2 separate regions of the Homo sapiens genome follow, and region 2 is linked to region 1. The links are chromatin contacts, found by POLR2A ChIA-PET in ENCODE. All regions are on one chromosome and are shown on one strand. The core of a region is the stretch at or near the end of the contact, and the rest is flanking DNA. Distances in the headings are between cores, read along the strand shown.

What was found. ChIA-PET counts read pairs that join two places held with the same protein, here RNA polymerase II (POLR2A).
Region 2: POLR2A ChIA-PET joins it to region 1 with 11 read pairs in A673. The contact joins the promoter of PDE1B here to the promoter of HOXC-AS3 in region 1. POLR2A ChIA-PET finds 5 or more read pairs at or near these places in 2 of 52 experiments (A673 and activated T-cell).

What each region holds. Positions count from the first base shown.
Region 1 is chr12:53,980,754-53,987,948 of GRCh38, reverse strand. It overlaps HOXC-AS3 (HOXC cluster antisense RNA 3), which reads left to right and starts at 2,430. Exons shown (of 3, transcript NR_047506.1): 1 at 2,430-2,473; 2 at 2,866-2,985; 3 at 3,795-3,998. It overlaps HOXC10 (homeobox C10), which reads right to left and starts at 2,803. Exons shown (of 2, transcript NM_017409.4): 1 at 1,939-2,803. The coding sequence starts at 2,689. RefSeq lists a silencer at 1,605-1,654 and an enhancer at 1,139-2,019.
Region 2 is chr12:54,546,581-54,553,775 of GRCh38, reverse strand. It overlaps PDE1B (phosphodiesterase 1B), which reads right to left and starts at 4,175. Exons shown (of 16, transcript NM_000924.4): 1 at 4,004-4,175; 2 at 3,791-3,916. The coding sequence starts at 3,903. It overlaps NCKAP1L (NCK associated protein 1 like), which reads right to left. Exons shown (of 31, transcript NM_005337.5): 31 at 5,533-7,195. RefSeq lists enhancers at 2,997-3,625, 6,773-7,195 and a silencer at 4,191-4,250.

The DNA.
Region 1 (7,195 bases), core at 1,181-3,680:
TAAAAAAATCTGAATGTCCCGAATTTTCTCTCCTGTCTCTGCACCTGCAGCTTCTTGCCAGATTGTTTACAAGCTCTCCACATCTAACTACGTCCTGTTTATTTTCTTACTGGAGTTGTTAGGTTTGGTGGGGTGGGGGGACAAGACAAATTATAAATGGGGAAGTTTAATCAAAAGCTCTCTTGCCTCTGGCCTGGTGGAGACATCAAAACAGGAGGAGAGGAAAGAAGGGCACAGAGAGGGTACAGGGTAAGAGGGATTCCTTGGGGTGGGAGGGATTAGGTTGCTGTGGGGACAGCTAGAGGAAAGGGAGAGCCTATGGGAATGGGTGCAGGTCGAGTTAAGAGGTGAACTTGTTAACCTTGACTTTGCTTTTGGTGGGGGCTAGAATGCAGGTTTTCCTGCCCCAAATCTGCTCCCTAACCAAGCTCAGGGTCTGTAGAGAGGGTATAAGATTAAACCTTCACACTGCACACGTGCCAAACGAAAGGCTTTGAGGCTGTAGGCGCCTCACTCTCCCCCTTATCCTCATGAACACACCAGCGCTCATCTTCCAGTCAGTGTCTCTATGGGGATGATTTACCAAGACCACCTTTGCAGACCCAAGGGGATGAGGCTCTGCCCTTGCCCGCCAAAAGAGTGCCTGTGCATGTGTGAGCGGGCATGCGTGAGTGTGCAAGGATCATGCAATATGGATGTGCGTGAGTGTGGCACAGGTCGCCCGTAGGCATGCGTGTGCGTCGCATCCATATACAAAGCACCAGGAGATCCAGGCCGCCCCCAGCCTGCTCCGCTCTCAGTATTTCATCTTCCTCTACACCCAATGAGCCCCTTATATACTGTCACCAGTAGCCGGTGTTGTGGGGAGCAGGTTTATTCTTCCCCGTTGGTTGGGCCTTTTTCTGAGGCTCTTGCTACAACTTTTCAGGAAAAGTCGTTCCCCTCAGCTTTTCCTCCCCTGCTCCCGTTTCCTCCACATTCTTTCCCCAAGTATCAGAGAAAGATCCCGAAGGCCCCCAGCTCCTACAGCAGAAATGAATCTTGAACCCTGAGCTTGAACTCTGGCTGGGCTTTCTCTCAACCAAAATTACAGTGAAATCCAACCAAAGCCACATTCCCTTTCAGGAGAAAACCTCTTGCCACGCACACAGAAATTTCCCAACCACTCATTTGTAAGCTGCTTTTGGAAACCAATGAAAAAAGATAATTTAACTAGAAAAAAATGGAAAAGAAAAAATTAAAAGAGGAAACAGAAAACTTACAACATTCCAAATGCCCTGTTCCAACGCCATCCAAGCCAGGCATCTGGAGGAGGGAGGGACGTGGCGGGCAGCCCTTCACCTCCACCTCTTCCGGCTCCAGCCTCGCTGCCCAAGGCCCCCGGCCGAGCCAAAAGCCGCAGGAGCCCAAGCCGCACGCACAAATCAGACCCACAAACAACAAATCGCGTTTCGCAGGAAACAATTTTCAACTGGGAAAACGCAGTAAAGAGAACTCCCCCCATCTCCCCAGCCTTCCCTAGTCCCTGGCCCAAGATCGCCATTTTAGGCTTTTTGCAAGCCCCTGACCTGAGCTGGGGGACGTCAGCTCCCCAGGACACCAGCATTGAGAAAGCAAACCACAGCCAGCACGCGCCTGGGAGCAGCCACCCGTCCGGTGCAGCACACTGCGCCTGCAGGCGGCCCGCGGTGCGCACCGCCCCCGCCTTAGCACCCATGGCCGGGGCAGGGCCGACACCTCCACGTCGCCGCTTACCTTCCCCAGCTAAGTGACGCGCCACCAGCCTGGAGCTCAGCGGACGCTAGTCGAAAGCCAGGGTCGCATTCCCGAAATGGTCTGGGGCCTCCTGGGCCCAACCCTCTCCCCTGCCCCCCTCCCCGGCCGCGAAGACCAAGTGCCGGAACGTCCCAGTGGCGCCCGCGGCCCAGGCGGCCTTACCTTTCGCTTCGTTATCCGAGGTGTCTGGGCTGGAGTCGGCAGCTTTGGCCCTCTCCTTTTCGCTCTCCGAGGGGCTCCCTTTAGGGCCCGCCAGGCTCTGCTCCGTCTTGATTTCATTGGGGCTGGGGGTCTGGCTGTCGGACTTGGGGGTCTCAGGGAAACTCACTTTGCCCCCCAGCTGAGGCGATTCCAGATGTTCGGCGCGCGGGTTGAGACTGGCCCGCTGCTCGAAAGGGGCTTCGAAGTCGTTGGCCCCAGAACAGTGGGGCGTCTTGTCCAGCGCGGAGTAGCTCGGGCTGGCGCGGTAGTAGCTGGGCACGGGTACCTCGTGCTCCCCAAGGCAGGACTCCGGCAAGGGGTGGGAGTAGAGAGCTGCCTCGGGGCCACTTTTCGCCCGCTTCTCTGCGCTGTACATGCAGCAGACATTCTCCTCCTTGACACTAGGTGGGTAGGAGCAGGAGGACAGCGGCCTGCCAACAGGTTGTTCCAGGCGATAGGCGGCTTTGGGGTCGCCCCAGGAGTCCAGCTGCGAGAGGTAGGACGGATAGGTGTTGAGGGCGAGGCTGGGGCTGCTGCCCTCGTCCCTCTTGGAGAGCGAGGGCGCGAGCCCGCAGCCCCTCATCACCCCGCAATTGAAGTCACTCCCAGACTGCATATACATGCCTGCGCTCCGGCTATAGCGCTCTCCTCCGCCGGGCGCAGCCAAGGGCTCCGCGTACGAGTTCGGAGTTACATTGCGAGGGCATGTCATTTTCAGAGAGAGGGGTTTTTAAGGAGCAATACTACAGCGGAGGAGCTGACATCTTTTTTTTTCCCCATCCGGGAGGGGGGGCGCGGTTGGAGGGGAGGGAGGAAAAAGAAGGGGAGGGGGGGAAATATCAGCTCCGTAATTATCCGCGCATTCGGTTCTCACCATGTGACGGCTAGACCAATGGGATTTGAAAATGGCCTTGATGATTCAGACGGCCGTGACGTCAGCGGGGTCAAGTTGTCGGCAGGCGGAGCGCGCAGAGTGGAGTAACAGCGCCATCTAGCAGCTGCCTCGGGGTAGGGGCACCGGAGCCCTTCCCCGCGAACAAAGGAAGCGCCCCCCGGGCGGCAGGGGAGGTAGAGGGGTGGAGGGGGGTGGGGGTGGGGGTGGGGGTTCTAGGAAGAGTGGGGTTTGTTTATCCAGTAACCAGCCTGTAACTCCTGGGGAGAAGGGGGCGGAGAGGGGGGAAATGCGGGAGAGAGGGAGAGAGCGAGGCAACCCGGGGCTCAAAACAGTCAAATTCAAATTAAAAGGTCGAGACACGAATCAGGTACTTCTCCCCACTCTTCATCTCCCCTTTCCATATCCCCGGACCCGACTCCCACTTCTTACCTTGGGGATGGGAGTGGGGTGAGGTTTGTGGGGGGGGGGGTTTGGGGGGATCTGATGAGCAGAGAAAGGGGAAAAAAAGTTAAGGAATACCAAACAGGACTAAAGTTTCTGCTCTCCCGCCTCCTCTTTTCCCCGGGCTTGGCCCTCGGGGCTGGAAGCTTGGGGGCCGCGGCGCTGGAGTTGCAAGTTTCCTGTGGGGGTTGACTGGGAATCTCCAGCCTCTAGGGTGGGCCAGGGAGGGGGTCACGGTCACTTCATGGCTGCTCGGAAAAGGAGGTTCCGAATGGACGCGGGGTAGGGGAAAGAGGAAGCCAGAGACCAGAGGCACCCGATCCCCGACCCGAGAGCTGTGGCCTGGGCCTGGCAGGGTGGGCGGCTCCTGGGTCACCATCTCAGGGGCCCACAAGGCTTTGGCCTTGGAGCCGGTTCTGCTGCTTTACTTCAGGCCCTGGCGGTCCTCGCTTTCCGCTTGACCTTGCCCCCGCTAAAACAGGGAATATTCCGGGAAAGAAAGAGGGAACCTGCGGAGCCTCGGTCAGTTTGGAGGAGTCACGTATCACACGGGAAACCAGCACACAAGACGCAACAAAACCCGACCCAGAGAAGCGTCCTTTACAGAGCGCACGGGCTGGGAGCATGTTTGAAAGAAGACAGACCAGTCTATTTTTGTGGTTGTTTTTAAATAAAAGGAAGAAATAAGGGGAACCGTATGTTTCAAACAGTTATTTCCGTTTCTCCATCGCCTTCTTCCAAAGCGAACTAAACTCTCCACCCCTTCCTCAGGAAACGGAATCTGGAGAACAACTTGTCTTTCCTGTCGCCCCACATTTTTCCTTGGACAGAGCCTAGGGTTCAGACTTTCCGAAGGGCTGGAGTTTGGCGGGGAAAGGACTGGAGCCCAGCGCCCTGGAGTGGAGGAGTGAGGAGGCTAGACCGTTTCTAAGGAGGCCCAAGCCCGCTGCGGCTAGAAGACCGCAGAAAGAAATCCGCCGAATTTCCCCATCCAGGGGTGGAGAGAGAAGACGCAGGGGTTCCTGAACCTCCGGAAAACTGGAAGGAAATGTGGAGTGTATGATTTGCTTGCAGGACCGGCCAGGGGAGATTTGAAATGGTTTTGTGTTTTCATATGCAGGGTCACCGTGGCCTCAGCATGGGGGTTATCCAGGGCAAGGTTAGGCTGTTTAGGCCCCAGACTTGGGACAGTCCGGGCAGCAGTCAATCCAGGGAGCCATTTGTCCCACCGCCCATCCCGCGGGAAACGGGCGAGACTTTATGGCCACTCTGTTTGTATTATCTGCATTAGTCTTTCCCCACCAGTTTGATCGAAACCGTTCCCTTTTACGAGGACCCAACGAAAATTTCCCGTCATATTTATCAGCCAGGGATAAAAATTTAGTATGGGAACTGATATTTCCTCATTTATGGGACGATGAAATTAAATACCAAAGCAATTGAGAATTATATGGCTTTGGGGGTTCCCTCCCCCCTCTTTCACGTCTCCTTTATTTTCCTGCCTGGTGTGCTTTTCCCAGGAATTTAGCGTCCCAGTTCCCTACCCTTACCCCCCACTTTGGAGTCTGGTGGGTCCTTTTCCCCACGGCCAAGTGGCCCTTGGCCACCTCAGCCTTTTCTTTTTTTTTTTCTCTGGGTGTTAGTAGCTGGGGGCCAGGACAGTGCTACCCGAGCCTCTGCCCAGGCCAGCCAGGACAGGCTGGGATCAGAGAAAGGTTTCCAGGGAAGAGCCGCAAAGGGTTTGAGCCCAGCCTGGGAGGGGGTGAAGGAGTCGGCAGGAAAGGGTGAAGGAGATAAACTTCAGACAAGCCCCAAGGCGTAGCCTGGGGAACCAGCAGACAGGGAGCAGACCCATCGGCCTCAGGGGTCCCACCACCCAACCTCTTTCCAAGCCCACCTCTCACCTTAGCCAAGGGAGAGGACAGAGTCGCTTCGGAATTATCGCCATCATTAATGAAAATAATACTCCAGGGAGGAGCCTCCCGCCTCGACTCCCACCTCCTCACAAGACAGAATAGTGTTTAAAGTTGAAATAATTAGAAGTATGATAAACACGGCCGATTAATGAAAAAAGAAATCAAATTCATCAGCCTAAGTGGGACCCCCGGTGGGACAAATGTTTGCCTCTAATTACGCAAGATAAACGAAAACCCGGTGCTGCTAAACTAGAGCCCGCTCGGACGCAGACCTGAATAACTTGTTGGGTTTTCACAGACTTTGAGATTCTGCTTCAGTGGAGGTAAAAGGAAGGAAAAAGTGAGTGTTTTATCCTGGCGAAGGGAGCATTTGTGCGGGCCTGGGTCCCAGCCCTGCCCCCTTGGGCTCGGTCTTTCCCGAGGCCACGAGCAAAGGCTGTTTCGGTCCTATTGTCCGGGCCTGGCGTTCAAAGGCATGCGGGCCGCCACAGCGACCCCGCCTGCCGCCACTGCCAGGCACCCACCGCCCTGCCCCACAGGGCCAAGATCCTTCAGCCTGTGCCCTTGGCAACTGGATTAGGATCCAGGGGAGGCCTGTGTTGCTAGAATCACCCACATATGGACTTTTATTAATCCATTTCCCCAACTTTCCGAGGGCGCTGAGACACCTATGCCTATGCCTACGTCTGGGGCTCCCCCCTCTTACCTCAACTTGGGAACATGAAAATCCAGGGGCTGCAAGCCACAGTGGGGCTCAAGCTGTGCATACGACCTGACAAATCCCACCCAGGGCCAATGCCCTGGCCCCTTTCTCCCTTCCCGGGTACCCAGATCCTGGAAAGGCAACAAGGACGGGGCTGGGCCTCCTTCTGTCTGTGGGGCTGTGAGCAATGCAGAGGAGGAGGGTTCAGGAGCTCTGTGAATACTCTGGGAGGATCCAGCGGGTTCCACAGGGCAGCCCAAGGGCTGGGGCGCTAGGGGTCCCCACGTGAAAGCAGAAGAAGGAAAATATGCTCAATGAACAAAAAAGGACCTTTGTTGCTTTCTTGGCTGTAGCCCTCAACACACCCCAGAAGCACCCTGGTTTCTCCAGCAAAAAATTGGAGTTTCCCCAACAGGTTAAGAAAGTCAACTGGGAAATTCTGAAGATGAAGTGAAAAAGGAAGAATGTCTTTCCCTTTTGGGTTAAATAATAAAATAAAAATAAAGTGTGTGTATTGAAATCTTTTTAAGCAAAGAGGAAACAGAATCACACCAGAGATTGCAGGTTTTTTCCTCTTGCTTTGGAGGCCGAGATAAATCCTTCCCTTCCCAAAACTTGAAGAAAAGATTCGCTTTTCTTCTTCACTAGCACCAGGCTCTGCCCCAGCTGAATTGGGAGCAGGGAAATTCCAGGCAAAATTCGGAATGCCCAGAGACCCAGAAAAGAAAAAGATTTTCAAACAGGTACTAGAGGGAGGTAGGAGGCTGAGGACACTTAGCAGGGCCTCTGGTCTACTGTGGACCTCACAGCCCCCCAGGCAGCTCGGCCAGCAGAATCTCTCACGTCTTGACATTGCACACACTTGCACACAGATGCTACGGAGTTCAGCATCTATACACGTGTCTAACTTGCACTTAAATATGTGTACACAGCCACAGATATTCACTTTTACCCAAAGTGCTGTCTAAGATCTCCGAATCCCGAATTCTAATAACCCGCGCCAGTCTGACTGCTTCCTGGCCCTGCCGAAGCTGGCCAGTTATTTAATTTTGTCCCCTGAATTGAAACCAGACCGAAGACACCTCGGAGAGAAGCTTTGGGAGGAGGGTGGGAGGATGTCTTAGGGGCAGGCCCTGCCCCCCACTTTAGTGGTTTGCTTCTAAGTTGCCCCCAGTAAGTCAGGTTTCTAGCTAGAGTCGGGGCTGTGGTTAGGCTGGCTTGCTCCGGAGAAAAACACCGAACCTTTCTTACCGGTTAAGTTCC
Region 2 (7,195 bases), core at 2,926-5,425, 560 kb before region 1:
AACCCCATATCTTTTAAGCATCACCCTCTCAAAAAAACAGCATCATCATCATCTCCCTTTCCTCCACCTCCATTTCCTACTCCTCCCCCCGCCACTCAACAAACACGGAGGTATACACGCACCACAGAACCAGAGACAGAACTGGACCTCGTAACATATGTACATATATTCACTATTTCATTTGTTCATTCCTTTATTTAACAGCATTTATTGAGTGCCTGTTATGTTCAAGGTATCACACTAGACTCTGATGAAACAAAGATAAGCAAAAATAATCCCCAGTGGGGTCCCTGCTCCAGCTCATCTATAATGACCTTGAACCACAGCATAGAACATTGAGCCTAGACTTTGAGGGTCCCGAGTGCGTACCATGTGGGGAAAGAAAAAGAGAAAGGGACTATGTCTATACTGTCCCAAAGGAAGGGGGAAGTTCCATCTGTAAAATGTAAAATTCCAAGAGAAACTGGAGCAGAGAAAAGAGAGTGGTGTTTGTACCATCCTGGGAAAAAGAGAACTCATATTTATGCTTTTCCTATGTATATAACCCCCCTAAAGAAAAAATGAGGCAGAAACCCAGAGTGGTAGAATTTCATCACTTGGGTGGGTGTAGCAAAACAGGGAATACAGAGCCCCCTGCCTCTCTACACCACTTGATGGAGTTGAAGCAGGTTACAAGCTCTGTAGGAAGAGGGACTATGTCTGTTTTGTCCACCACCGACTGTATTCTCAGCATCCAGCATGCCACCTGGTCCATAGAAGGCACTCAAGAAATAGTTGTTGGATAAATAAATGAGCTGAGGATGGCAAACCAATGTCTGCTCATCGTTTTTCTTGAATCACAAAAGACACAGAAAATCATTTCTATCTCTTCTGGTCTTCTTCCCATTCCCTAAAGCCCTCTGATCTCAGAGAAGGGTGGACAGCCAAGTCAAATACTTCCTCTTAGGGTTACAGATGCTGAAAATCATCCTGGCCAACTCATCATCTCCAGATGGCCTCTTTCACCCTCTCTCATGCCTCAGTTTATGAGTTTGCTTAATTAGAGAAATTGTTCTGAAAATAGGGGTAAAATCACACAGTTAAGAGATTCTCTTCAGCTCATATGATACAGATTAGATTCTGAATTTATTTTTGACAGGGTCTTAGTGTGGGAAACAGAATTCTTGGATGCTCTTCCCAACAAAAAATTGCCCTGCACTATTATATTAGTGTGGGCTTTTTATCCAGAGTCAAAAACACCAGGCCTAGTCTCCCTGAAGAAAGTCTGGATGTCCTGATTAGAAATTAAAAGGGTAGAAGGGGGGGAATAGGATGTGTTGAGTAGAAGAATCTAGATAGATAGTTAGATAAATACATACAAGTATATATGCCATGTTTCCATTTCCAAGCAGTACCCAGTCCTAAGATAATCATGTCTATTTCCTATTTCCAGACTTAGCAACCCCTTCCCACCTTGACCAAAGGGGCAGGGGGATCTTTATTTCCACTTAAAAGGGGGAACATCTCCTTTCTCACCTATTCAGAAACCATCCCATTGAGAGGGTTGGGAAACTCCCACCTCTTACCCAGCAAAGCCCTAAATCCTTTTATTTCCCTTCATCTGATAGTCAAAGCCTCCCCAATATTCAAAAAGGCAAAATCCAGTAGGCCATCAACATAGATCAAGTTGGGATCTACCTTGATTTCAAGGTCTTTCTCTGCTTTAAGGACGTAAGACTGGGAATCTATTCCTGCCAATTAATAATCCGGAGATTGTACTTTTTTGGGTAAGTTATATTACATGTAGCTAGCTTTATTTTTTACTTGTAAATTTATTGTACAAAGCTAGCATTCTTAAGGACCAGACTGCTGAAGTGAGTGAAGACCAGAATGATCTAATCAATAAGAATAGGGATCCTTGTCCACCCTAATCTCATGTAAGGACATCTCAGCTAAGGCACTCTGGAGAGACAGATGCCTCTACTCCCTTCTCTTCCCAGGTTTCATGCCTCCTTCTGGGAATCCTCTTCTCTCACCACTGAGCACTTCTCACACTAAAGGAAGAAACAACAATTCATTTTCAGGAAAGGCTTTTGGTTAGAAATGTGTGGGAGATAGTGAAACTAGTAATACCCACTCTTTCGCAGGGCCCTGTTACCTGGAATACAGGCAAGGTAAGTATGATGAGCCACTAGTGTTAGGGGAGCCATCCTGAATTCTCCCATTTATGGACCTGGGGCCCTTCTTTACCTTTCAACTACTTCCTTATCTGCCCCTTTCCCCAGCTCATTTACCATTAACGCAGCGTCATTTTCTATCAAGAATCACACAGTGCTCCTCCCAACAAAAATCAGTTCAATCTGGTTTTCCATTTCTTCATCCCAGAACTCATTCCAAGGCTGTGCTTCATAGAGCCCAGCAAATTGGATTGGCCAGAGGCAGCCAAGGAGGAGGACTGAGAAGTACATTTGGATTCCAAGCCTTGTTGCCCACTATGCCTCAGTTCTCCCTAACGCCTCTCCAAGTAGCTAGTGTATAAATCAGACCCATCTGCCATAAAAAGGTGTCATCTTATCACCATAGGTGAAGTATTTAAAGAACAATACAACATAAGCATCTATCCATCCCCTACCCCCATCTCTCCCTCTCCCAGAACCCAGAAATAGAAAGCTTCGGTGCTCACTATGGAGAACATTGAGGAGGAACTGGGTTCAGGGCTATGTTTACTGTGTTTCCTCTCTAAACATCCATAGTCTCCTATCTGTTTCCTCTTTCCTGGGGCCATGGATTCATCTCGGAGAGAGGGACATCTTCTCTTGTTCCCTGATTAAGAATCAACAGACTGCGGAGATTTCCCAATGGCAGCAGCTGACTGGGAGATAAACATGGTGCATGGCTTGTCTTTGACCCAATCCTCTTTTTTTTCTAAGGAGCAGGGGAAAAGTTCCTTTCCTCCCCTGGGACTGGAGTATCAGATACCTGAGTTCTTCCTTCCCCCATTTATTCCTCCCCACATGCCCTGGTACTGCAACAATAGGAAAAGATGCCCAAATGTGCTTGGAGATCCTGGAAGACCCTATATAAACAAAAAGCCTCTGATTAAGCCAGTTACCTTGCCTTTGTCAATCAATATTTCTTCACCATCATCACCTCCTTCAGCTTCCAGGTGGGGGCTCCAACCCCCCCTCCAGATTCCACGTGGGTCCCCTCATCATTAATACATAGAGTGAGTTTCCAGGCCCCAAGAGATGAGCAGCTCAGGCATGGGGTAACCCCCACCCCACTTCCTGTGCATGAGGCAGAAACTACCAATCCCAACTGAGATACATATGACCCACAGGTTGGCACAAGTATTCCCATGCAGTAGATCTACAGCTGTGTGCAATCACTCCACATACCTCTGTGACCCACGCTCACTCATGCACACACATGTCATGTGGCTCACATCTGCACAACTCTGCACATGGATATGTGTGAGTCAGCCTGGCACCTCTACTGCCCTCCTGCAGCCCTGCCACACTGCATATACTGTGCTGCCTCTAGGCGCTGCGTGTGTCAGCCTGGGGTCCACAGGCACAGGCACATCGTTACCTTTGCAACTCCTAAGCCCGCTCCAACTGGCCAGCTTGCTCCGCACATGCCTTGCACATGTGGCCTGGCCACGCGTGTCAGGGCCGTGCTTCCTCGCACCTGCCAACATCTGTGCCAAAGAGAATCTACCAGCCCACAGCCCTGCTCCAGTTATCCCCCCTCCTCCTCCCGCTCAGGCTCCCTAAGGTCCCTTCCCCCCATTCCCGGGCCGGGGACTTACAGAGACCGAAGCTTAATCCACATCTTCTTGCTGGGGGCTGACTTCAGCTCCAGGGGTGACGGGCAATCCGACTCCTCCAGCATCTCCGGAGGACTGCGGGGGGACAGCTCCATGCTCAGCCACGGTCTACGGAACAGAAGGAGGAGACAGCACCTCGGCTCAGCTTCAGCCCCAGCCGAGAGACCCTCACCCCCCATCCCAGGCCCTTCCCACCTGCGGCTGGCGTGGACCAGCCAGGCCGGTGTCTCTAGGCTCGGCCCAAGCTGGCAGAGCTGCAGCTCCTGCGGCTCCTCCTCTCCCGCTGCCCAGCCGAGCTTTGGGCTCCCAGTCCAAGCTCTCCGCACCGCCGCTGCTGCTGCCGCTACCGCCGCCGCCGCCGCGCGCTGCCAGAGCCGCCTCCTCGCCTCTCTCCTCCTCCCCCGGCCGGGTTCCCCCCTCCCTCTGCTCTCCCTCCCTTCTCCTCAGCCTGCCCGCCAGTCTCTCACTCCTCACAGCCACTCCTCCCCCTCCCAAAGGAACGATTGGAAGCCGGGGGCACACACAGACAGAAGCGCCCAAGGGCGAGCGCACGCACACAGGCGCCGGGGACGAGTGGCTGCGTGTGCCCTGTACTGGCGGATGTGAGTGCGTGTTTACAGAGTGCAGCGGAGGCGGCGGGCTGGACTTCGGTGTGGGTGGTTGTGTGGGTTCTCTCCGTGTGTTTTGAGTTTCTGTGTATGTGGTTGTGGTTCCATGTATCCACGTGTGCCTAGCTGCCTGCGTGTCCCATGTCTGAGTGCGGGGTAGGGGATGAGCACACATCTTTCCCTGCTAGATCTGGACTCGGAACCCAGTCGGACCAGACCCCACCTGTGCTCCTGTCTTGGAAAAGTTCAGGGTGTGCCCTGAGCTGTGATGGCATCCCACACTTGGCCTCGGGTCCCTCAGCTTGATCTTCCCCACCTGTCTCCAAGACTGTGGCCTTCTCCATGGTACTTCTGCCTGCCCGCCTAGCAGATAGGAATTTCTTCCAAGTTCAAAGCTCTCCAGAGCAGGCATCTTTTTTTTTTTTTTTTTTTTTTTTTTTTTTTTTGAGAAGGAGTCTGTGTCGCCCAGGCTGCAGTGCAGTGGCGCGATCTCGGCTCACTGCAACCTCTGCCTCCCCAGTTCCAGCGATTCTCCTGCCTCAGCCTCCTGGAGTAGCTGGGACTACAGGCGCGGGCCACCACGCCGGCTAATTTTTGTATTTTTTAGTAGAGATGGGGTTTCACTATATTGGCCAGGCTGGTCTCCAACTCCTGACCTCGTGATCCGCCCACGTCGGCCTCCCAAAGTGGTGGGATTACAGGTGTGAGCCACCGCACCCAGCTTAACATCTTCTTCTTTGACTAGGTAATAACTCTACACAGCCAGGAAAGCATTCCTGATATCAAAACCCCTCCTGAAGCACTTCCAGCTCATTTTTTCTGTTCTGTCTTCAGAGAAAGAAATCTAGGAGCTAAAGGCCCAGCACAAAACAGCCTAGCTGGTTAATAAACATTTGTGGAAGGAGTGAACTGGAATTTGAACTCAAGACCTTGTAAAAGGGCAAAGCCTCCTCCATCCAACCGAGTCCTACCTAGGACTCTTGCAGGAACCACCTCTCTTGCTCCATATTGTTCTCTCCCTTAATGACCACCTGCTTTGGCATTGGGGAAACTCCTATGTCAACAGAAAGTGGAGATATATTCACTAACTACTGAATCCAAAACAGGCCACTAATCCAGGATCCCAGAATGTGAATTTTAATTTCAAAAAATTCTGGAGGTTGGAAGGAGGAGTGATCAGGAGAAGGTATTTACTCTGTTCTAAATACTGAGTGGAGGCTCCTCCTCTCCCAGTCAGAGAAGGAGAAAAGAAGTGAAATGGAAGGGCGAAGAAGCGGATGAACTGTCACAGCTAAGACTCCTAACATAAAAGAATTGCCAAGTTAGGTCAGCATTTAGATTCAGCAGAAGTATCAGCAGAACCAGCTCCCAGAAAGTACAGAGGCAGAAAGAGATGGCAGAGTCAGAGATGGAGAAAAAAGTGGAAATAATAAGGGACTTCCCACCCTCTGTCCATCTACCTTTAGCACACATCCCTTGGCTTTTCCCCAGACCCAGCCAAGAAATGGCTGCATCTGAGACCCTAGTCACACTCCTACACAGTCCATTTCTGAAAATTTGGGAGCAATCTCCTCCTTATCAACTGAAAATGAAATGGGCTGGAAACTACAAAAGAATTGCAAATTAGGATGGTGCTAAAGAGCTCTAATTAGTAAATTAGGATTAGAGCTAAGGAGTTTCCAAATTTAGGCAGGTCTTTAAACTAGAATAGGTGGGAAAGAGGCAAGACATACATCCAGAGGGCTCTCTCAACATTTCTTGTTAACACAGTGTCACATCCTGCTCTCCCAAGACCCCCTGCTCCTGATTCATTTTAAGGCTAATTCACACACACACACACACACACACACACACACGCACACACACACAAAGTTATTCGTGAAAGAGACATTAGAGTTCATCCACTCTAATTCCCTTCATTTAATAAATGGGAAAACTTCATAGACAACACAGTTTGATGGAAAAAGTAAAAATAAAAATAAATGAGAACTAAACTAACCCAGAAAAATTATAGGGTCTCACAGAGAGTAAGTGATAAAACCAGAGCCAAGTCTATCAGCCTTTTTCACTCTGTGGCTCCTTTCACTTTCTTTAGTCACCAGTCCTGGTGTTTAGTCTCAACCTCATTCCTCTTGTTGCAATACAATCCCATTTCTACCTTGCTGCGTCTCTAAACAGATAAGAATTGGGTATACTTGTTCCACTCTGAGGCTCAAAAGACAACTATTCTCTCCCTGTCTTTTCCTCTTGTCCTCATCCCCCACCTTTCCCAGGCTCCTTCTCATTCCTCTCCTTTTCAGCTTCTAAACTGCCCCCTACCCCTAGGAGGCTCTGCCTCCTCACTCCCCTAACCCCACAATCCTTTCCAACAAGCTTTGAGTTTGATAGAAACCAAAAATGATGCTTTGGCAGTAGGTGACGGATGGATGTGATCTGCCTCCTACGGGAATGCTATTTAAAGGGGCAGCCTCACAATCCTCTCCTTCCAAAGTGACAAGAGAAAAGTCTGCTCCTCAATCTCTCCAGAGCTGCAAACTCAGCTCAAGTTAACTTCTGACTTCCTCAACCTGCAACCTGGCCTGCTGCTCCTGCTTCCTATTCAAGTGGGAGGGAGAGTACTTGACAACTCATTGAGGTGTGGGGGCTGAAGGGGGATTCATCTTCATCTCCTTTGATGACAGGTACTTAGGAGAAGCAGGAGGCCCTGTGGGGAGGAGGACTGGAAGAACACTCTTCCCCCAACCGCGTGAGTGCATTTCAGCCATGTGCCAGCTTCTTC